2 separate regions of the Homo sapiens genome follow, and region 1 is linked to region 2. Evidence: chromatin contacts called from ENCODE Hi-C data. All regions are on one chromosome and are shown on one strand. Each heading gives the region's core, a stretch centred on a gene start or an enhancer-like site at or near the end of the contact. The rest is flanking DNA. Distances are from core to core; before and after follow the strand shown.

Region 1 (3,933 bases), core at 175-2,674, 260 kb after region 2:
GTGTCTGGCCTGGACTAGGGAAATCTTAATTGCTCTGAGAAAATGCAATCTCCTCTTCTTTCCTCCCTCCCTCCTTCTCTGTCTTTTACTCTCTCTTCTCTCCCCGTGAGAGAGCTGCACTTTGCACTCTTTCTTAAGCCACCGATCTTCTCAATGGACTCAGAATTTTGACAGCTTTTACAGTAGGGAACCCTACCACAGCACGGACCTTGATACCTCTTTGAACAGGCGAAGGTCAAGGCAAAACACAGAGTGAAAGCTTCAATAAATATTTCAAAACACACTCTTGCCACATCACCTTTCGCTTATTTTTACAATATGCTGCACGCTTACTCACTCTCACACTCACAAACATAACTGCACAAACATCATTTCCCATTCTTTTGATGTTTAAATACTTTCCTTCTCCTATCAGATGAAGTTTATATTATCTAGGCTTTGTCTCTGACAATTCTGATGTTGTTGTTATGGAAATATGTCAAGACATTTCTTTGTAAAAATTCCCAATGAGGCTGGGCACAGTGGCTCACACTTGTAATCCCACCACTTTGGGAAGCTGAGGTAGGAGGATCACTTGAGTCCAGGAATCAAGACCAGCCTGGGCAACATTGTAAGACCCCATCTTTACAAATAATAGTAATAATAATTAGCTGGGCATGGAGTGCATGCCTGTAGTCCCAGCTACCCAGGAGGCTGAGGTGGGAGGATGGCTTGAGCTTGGGAAGTTGAGGGTGCAGTGAGCTGTGATCATGCCACTGTGCTCTAGCCCAGGTGACACAGTGAGATTCTATCTAAAAAAAATTTTCCAATAAACTTTACATTATAGTGATGCCCCTGTGGTTGTGGGCAATGTATAAATGATTTGACTAATTTTTTCCCATATGTCAATTCAACCCTCAATATTTTCCAAATTTATCTTAGAATTTATATTTAAATTTATGAATTATCTTGAAAGACCTGATTGTTTGGAATCTACCCTCATCTATTCTACTTATTTGAATCTTTAGAAAGATTATTAAAGGAATATTTAAGTGTGTTGTTTCATGGAAATTAGGAATACCGAGTTATAATGTAAATATATTCATTCAGAAACTGGGGTGGGGGTCGGGGGGGAAGTCCTCAGGGAAGATACAGTATTCACTATTGACGTTGGTTTAATATTGCTTTGTACAGTTGTTTAATATGTACGTTGTTTGTATTTTATCTTGTATATATCTCTCCACCACACATTAATCCTTGGACTGTTAGTACATACAGAACACATGTCGGGATGCTTTCTCAGTGGACCTCATCTTCAGGGATCATTTTATTTCCACAGTTTAGTGCCTCCTTACTAGAATAGAGAACTCCATAATTTTTTCTAAAGATTCTATCAGTCTTGATCCAATGTGCTAGGTGATAAATGACTGAACGCTGGCCCCGGAGGGGAAGTTAGCAATGAGTCATGCTGTCTCCTAGTAACCAGTCAGTAAATAGCTTCCAGCAAATATTTTAAACCTCAAAGCACACTTACCTTTGGTATTATCCTTAGACAGACTATCCTCATCTATATCTGCACTCTCATCTCTCTTTCAGAACTTCTAAGAAAGGAGAAAAAGTGGGATCGGGTTTGCATATGACGTCACCCCCTTGAAAACCCACATGAAAACATTCCTACCCCAGGGAGTCTGTCTCAACAAACCTTTTCCTTGATTTGTTTCTCTGTATTTTGCTTGCCCTCAAATGTTATGAAGCCATGTATACTCCACGTAATTTTCATTTGTTTGTTTCTAGATAGGCCCTTCTATGTAACTATTCAATGAGTCCATACTGATGTGTGATTTCAGAGTTTAGCATGGAGGTCAGCACACGATCAGAACAGAAAGCGACACTCAAGCACCCTGCTCACACATCCCACCAATGACACTGTTTCAGACTAATTAATTTACATGTGTAAAGGTTATTTAAAACATAAATCCTCCCTAAGTGAGAGGTGGGAAAGGGGAGAATTAAGCCTATTAATCTTGTTCACCTTATCCCCACGTAAGACTGTTTTCTTTAGACATTTAGGGTCAGACTCTGTAGCATGGGAGTCCTTATTAGGGATATGGAAAAAAACACGAGAGTTCGTTTTGGAGCATGGAACATCAAAAGATGTGTCTATGTAAATGAATGCAAAAGGCTACTTTAGATGGACAGAGAGCAGCAAGAGAGCTCCAGACTTTAGCAAAGGAGGGATGCAAAGAGAAATAACTAGGAAGGGAAGATGAGTAGCAGGAACCAAGGTCACTGTGAACCCTCTTAGCCTAACTCTAAGGTACGGCTGCAAGTCTCTGAATTAAACTGTGAGCCTTTTAAAGATGTGATTTCTTCTGTTTCCTTGTTTTCCTCTAAAACTCTATACAGAGTAAGTGTGCAGCAAATGTTTGCTGAACAAATACACTTCCATTTTAGGTAAAAAGTATAGATGGTCCCTAGACAGAAAATAAAGCACTAAGACTGTTTGGCAGGGTTATAAGAGGTAGCGCTGAGATTTTGCCAAGAAGGCTTTTGGCTTTTGGCTTTTGGAAAATTAGTCCCAAAAGTTAGTGCTCTCTTGGATAAACTGAACCCCCGATCCTTCTTCAGGGCATCTTTTAAAATTTATTTATTTTTTATTTTTTTCAGACCAAGTCTCACTCTGTTGCACTCCCAGGCAGGAGTGCAATGGGGTGATCTCGGCTCACTGCAACCTCCACCTCCCAGGTTCAAGCTATTCTCCTGCCTCAGCCTCCCAAGAAGCTGGGATTACAGATGCTCGCCACCATGTCTGGCTAATTTTTGTATTTTTAGTGGAGACAGGGTTTCACTATGTTGGCCAGGCTGGTCTCGAACACCTGTCCTTAGGTGATCCACCCACAGGGCATCTTTTTTTTTTTTTTTTTTTTTCTTTTTTCTTTTTCCTTCTTTTTATTTTTTTTATTTTTTATTTTTATTTTTATTTTTTTTATTATACTCTAAGTTTTAGGGTACATGTGCACATTGTGCAGGTTAGTTACATATGTATACATGTGCCATGCTGGTGCGCTGCACCCACTAATGTGTCATCTAGCATTAGGTATATCTCCCAATGCTATCCCTCCCCCCTCCCCCGACCCCACCACAGTCCCCAGAGTGTGATATTCCCCTTCCTGTGTCCATGTGATCTCATTGTTCAATTCCCACCTATGAGTGAGAATATGCGGTGTTTGGTTTTTTGTTCTTGCGATAGTTTACTGAGAATGATGGTTTCCAATTTCATCCATGTCCCTACAAAGGATATGAACTCATCATTTTTTATGGCTGCATAGTATTCCATGGTGTATATGTGCCACATTTTCTTAATCCAGTCTATCATTGTTGGACATTTGGGTTGGTTCCAAGTCTTTGCTATTGTGAATAGTGCCGCAATAAACATACGTGTGCATGTGTCTTTATAGCAGCATGATTTATAGTCCTTTGGGTATATACCCAGTAATGGGATGGCTGGGTCAAATGGTATTTCTAGTTCTAGATCCCTGAGGAATCGCCACACTGACTTCCACAATGGTTGAACTAGTTGACAGTCCCACCAACAGTGTAAAAGTGTTCCTATTTCTCCACATCCTCTCCAGCACCTGTTGTTTCCTGACTTTTTAATGATTGCCATGCTAACTAGTGTGAGATGATATCTCATAGTGGTTTTGATTTGCATTTCTCTGATGGCCAGTGATGATGAGCATTTCTTCATGTGTTTTTTGGCTGCATAAATGTCTTCTTTTGAGAAGTGTCTGTTCACGTCCTTCGCCCACTTTTTGATGGGGTTGTTTGTTTTTTTCTTGTAAATTTGTTTGAGTTCATTGTAGATTCTGGATATTAGCCCTTTGTCAGATGAGTAGGTTGCAAAAATTTTCTCCCATGTTGTAGGTTGCCTGTTCACTCTGATGGTAGTTTCTT
Region 2 (3,943 bases), core at 90-2,589:
CCACTCTGGATGGGATGTTGGTGAAGTGTATGGATGGGAAACCTTGGAGGACTGAAGGAAGGACCCTGGGGCCGAGGGTGGCAAACCTGACTGTGTCTGACAGCCTCGTCTGTGGCCCATTAGGCCTGATGCCAGGATTAGTTATGTTTCTCCGAATAGCTGGCATGAGAGTATCTCTCCAGCATACCTCAGTCGCAAGAGCATGCAGTGAAAAACATAATCAGAGTGGCCAGAGAGCTTTGCAAGCCTCACCTGCACCCTGGCTGGGTGTCACATCCAGAGGCAAGTGGCAATGCACGCGCTGGCCACGGTTTGACTTCTCCTTCTGTGCCTGCTGTCTTGCTTCCTGAGTCTGAGGAAGGATATCCACGTCCATTGTGTAAGACCGTGATTTCTCACAAGTTATATCTTTCTCCGGAGTCAGGACTTTGGTGAACCATTTAACCCCACTGGGCCTCAGTTTTCTCATGTGAAGATGGGGGTAAAAATCTCTGGTCAACTGACCTCACTTTGTAAGACTAAAATAGGACGTATATAAAAAGTGCTTTTGGCCAGGCGTGGTGGCTCATGTCTGTAATCCCAGCACTTTGGGAGGCTGAGGCAAGCAGATCACTTGAGGCCATGAGTTCAAGACCAGCCTGGCCAACATGGGATGACACGCCATCTCTACTAAAAATACAAAAATTACCTGGGCTTGGTGGCACACGCCTGTAATCCCAGCTACTCAGGAGGCTGAGGCAGGAGAATCGCTTGAACCCAGGAGGTGGAGGTTGCAGCGAGCCAAGATCGTGCCACTGCACTCCAGCCTGGGCAACAGAGCGAGACTCTGTCTCAAGAAAAAAGTGCTTTTATAAGGGAAGAGCGCTATGGAAACATAAGATTTCGTTGTTAGAGTATGTGTCACAATTAATTTAAAAATCTTTCAAGCAACCCTAAAGGCCATTTAGATTGGACCAGTTTCTCATGTTGAACTTAGAAGAAGGGCATTTACTTTCTTTTGACACTATTGTCTCAAAGGACTAAACATGACTGTGTGTGTTTCAATTCCATTCAGCCCATCTCCCTACCACACTAAGGGCTTTCATTAATGGTCCTTCAGAGAGAAAATGGGGAAGACGTTAATATTATTTGAGAAATACATATAAGGCAAAAGGAAAACATGAAAACAAGCTTCTTCAGCAGGTTGGCTCCAGTCCTTCTCTTCTGGAACTTTCCTTCTTCTCATACCTGAGAATTAATATCTGCACTAGAAAATGGAGTGGAGAAAGAAGAGGCTCTTGCCTCAAGGGTTTGCTGATGTGGTCTTATAGGTACAGACTGTCTTCCTTTAGGTTTCCTTCTGTGTGACTAATCCACAAGAGGGCTGATTTACCAACCCAAACAGGATGTGGTTTAGAAGTCAACCATTCTCTGCTCCTCCAGAATAAGTGAAGGCATAAATACTCTAGTACCACAATTTTTTTCCACAAGAGAAAAAGTCCCCAAATTTGGAGAAGAGTAGTTTCAGCCCGAGTTGGTTTGTCAAGTAATTTAATTTCAAAAGTCACTAGGGAGTGTGGTAATCCTGGTGCTATTTTTGTTTCTTTGAACAACAAAGTTCATATCCCACCCAGGTATTATGTCTCTTGTTTTTTTTTTTTTTTTTTTTTTTTGTCTCCTGGCATTTTAATCAGAGAAAAGTCACAGTTATTTTGAGGAAAGCACTCCCAAGAGCTTTAATTAAAGCTGGAAGGATAAATCTGTTTACAGTGTGGTGAACACTATCATTAATAAAACATTGAAATAATTAACGAATTAAATTCTGCTTTGCGTGTCAATGGCTACGTTCAGGATCTTTGAGAACGTCTCCCTAGAAGATGCAGTACACTGTGTACTTAGTTTGCGGAAATGAAAAGGAAAAACTGAAACTGCATTTCTCTGAGATTCATAGATCACAGATTGAGAGAGCCTGAATGGAGTGAAGGCTACGTTATTTTTATTTTATAGGAAAAGAAACTCAGTTTCAATGAGCTTAATGGCCTGGGTTCTAATGATGTGCTTGAAGAGGAAGATTTTGATCGCACCACTGATACACGGAGTCTGTATTTTGCATCCTAGAATGATTAACCAGAAACAAAGAAAGGAAAAAGGTAAAATTAATAATAAGATCAGCAGCTCTGGGACACAGAATAAAGAATGGAATAATCTGGAAAAAAAGGCAGGGCAGGCAAATTTCATAGTGTGATTAACTCTGCCACTGACAATGAGGAAATTTTAGTAGCTCAGGATATGAAGTGGCTTTTTGAGCAGGATATGGCTGTGTGCAAACCTTCACATTGGGACTTCCTTCACGCTCCTTCTCACTAACAGGCTCCTTGACTTGTTTTTAAGCTTTCTGGCAGACAACGGATCTCACAGGAAGCTCCAATGTGGACGTTCATATCGACAGTTAATGATGCATTGTTTTTTTTTTTAATGCCACTCAGTAATTTCCTAGGGAAAACAATGGGAACCGAAGCTTGTTCCTGTCTTGATGGAAAGTCAGCTTCCAATATCGCCTTATTAATTTAACACATGCAAGTATTTGTGTACTTGTTGTTGCTACAGCAACTTGTTTTGTGAGGGCATATTTCATGCAAAATGTGAAAAAGCTGAAAAAGAAAACAAATGTCATCTGCATACTTATGTGCATATAAATAGAAATGTATGTGTGCTAAGGTTCTTGTGATTAGAGGTACGTGCCTCTTGCCCTCAGTATAAATTATGCTGTACTTGTTGGTTAATTTACAAAACATCTATCTAATGAAAACAACAAGCCAACCACTTCCAAGGAGTTTCAGAAAAGCTGGAAACACATGAAATTATTCATAATTAGGTGATCAGTGGATGATAACAGCACCCACCCTGTACACAGACACAAGAAGCATGTAAATGAGCCTGCTGAGCTCGGAAGGCGAAAAACGGTAATTTTACCTCAAGGTGAACCTGAAGCTAAGCTTTTGTGACTTTCACCTTTCAGAGGGATGGAGCAGCAAAGTCCCTGCATTGTAGGCTTAGAAATAGGAAGCACCCAACCCATCTCAACGTGATTCAGCAGGGAGGTGATGGACATTTCATAAAATAGGCTTGAAAGTATATGAATGGGAATAAATGGTTAAAATCCTGCATACTGTAATATAAACAAGTGGGTGTTAGAGTCTGATAGACCTTGTTTCCAAGCCTGGTCACTAACTGTGACCTTGAGTGTTTACTCGTTTCTCTGAACTTCAGCAATCTCGTTTTTAAAATGGGGATGATTATACCTCCTTCCCAGGATTGCAGTGAGGATCAGATAAAAAATATTCAAGTACTTAGGACAGATCGGGCCACATTCTTTGGACTTGATAAAGGATTAGTGTCGTATGAGTAGGACAATTATCATTTAAGCTCTCCTCCCTCTAGCCAGGTGGGGCCACAGCTTCCTGTTGCCCCTCAGAAGTTAAGTGTGGCTCTGTGATATGCTTTGGCAGTGAAGGTGGGTGGAAGTTATCCAGCAGGGAGACCCAAGAACCATCATGATGAGCTGCAATCTTCCTCCCTCTGTGATATGGTCAGGCTTTGTGTCCCCACCCAAATCTCATCTTGATTTGTAATCCCCAGCATTGAGGGAGGGGCCTGGTGGGAGGTGATTTGATCATGGGGGCGGTTTTCCCCGTGCTCTTCTCATGATAGTGGGTGAGTTCTCATGAGATCTGATGGTTTTATAAGATGGTTTGGAAGTTCCTCCTTCACTCGCCTCTTTCACCTGCCGCCATGTAAGACGTGCCTGCTTCCCCTTCTGCCATGATCTTAACTTTCCTGCTTCCCCTCTGCCATGATTCTAAGTTTCCTCCCCAGTCATGCAGAACTGAGTCAATTAAACCTCTTTCCTTTATAAATTAACCCAGTCTTGGGTAGTTCTTTATAGCGGTGTGAGAACAGACTA

What was found. Hi-C counts contacts between places; a loop is a spot of excess contacts on that map. Pooled maps may share reads with other maps.
Region 1: a loop to region 2 is called in a pooled map, with 4 times the contacts of the local background. The contact joins two enhancer-like sites. A Hi-C loop is called at or near these places in 1 of 168 maps with a recorded cell type or tissue (cardiac septum), 1 of 37 single-sample maps with no recorded cell type and 5 of 50 pooled maps.

What each region holds. Positions count from the first base shown.
Region 1 is chr10:33,507,892-33,511,824 of GRCh38, forward strand. No RefSeq gene overlaps it. Among named protein-coding and RNA genes, the nearest start is that of LINC02628, 91 kb to the right of the region's middle. Within about 2 kb of position 1,425, at least 8 of the 41 ENCODE cell types and tissues checked have a DNase peak (open chromatin) inside an H3K27ac peak, as active enhancers do.
Region 2 is chr10:33,247,457-33,251,399 of GRCh38, forward strand. All of the region lies in intron 6 of NRP1 (neuropilin 1), which reads right to left. Among named protein-coding and RNA genes, the nearest start is that of NRP1, 85 kb to the right of the region's middle. Within about 2 kb of position 1,340, at least 6 of the 41 ENCODE cell types and tissues checked have a DNase peak (open chromatin) inside an H3K27ac peak, as active enhancers do.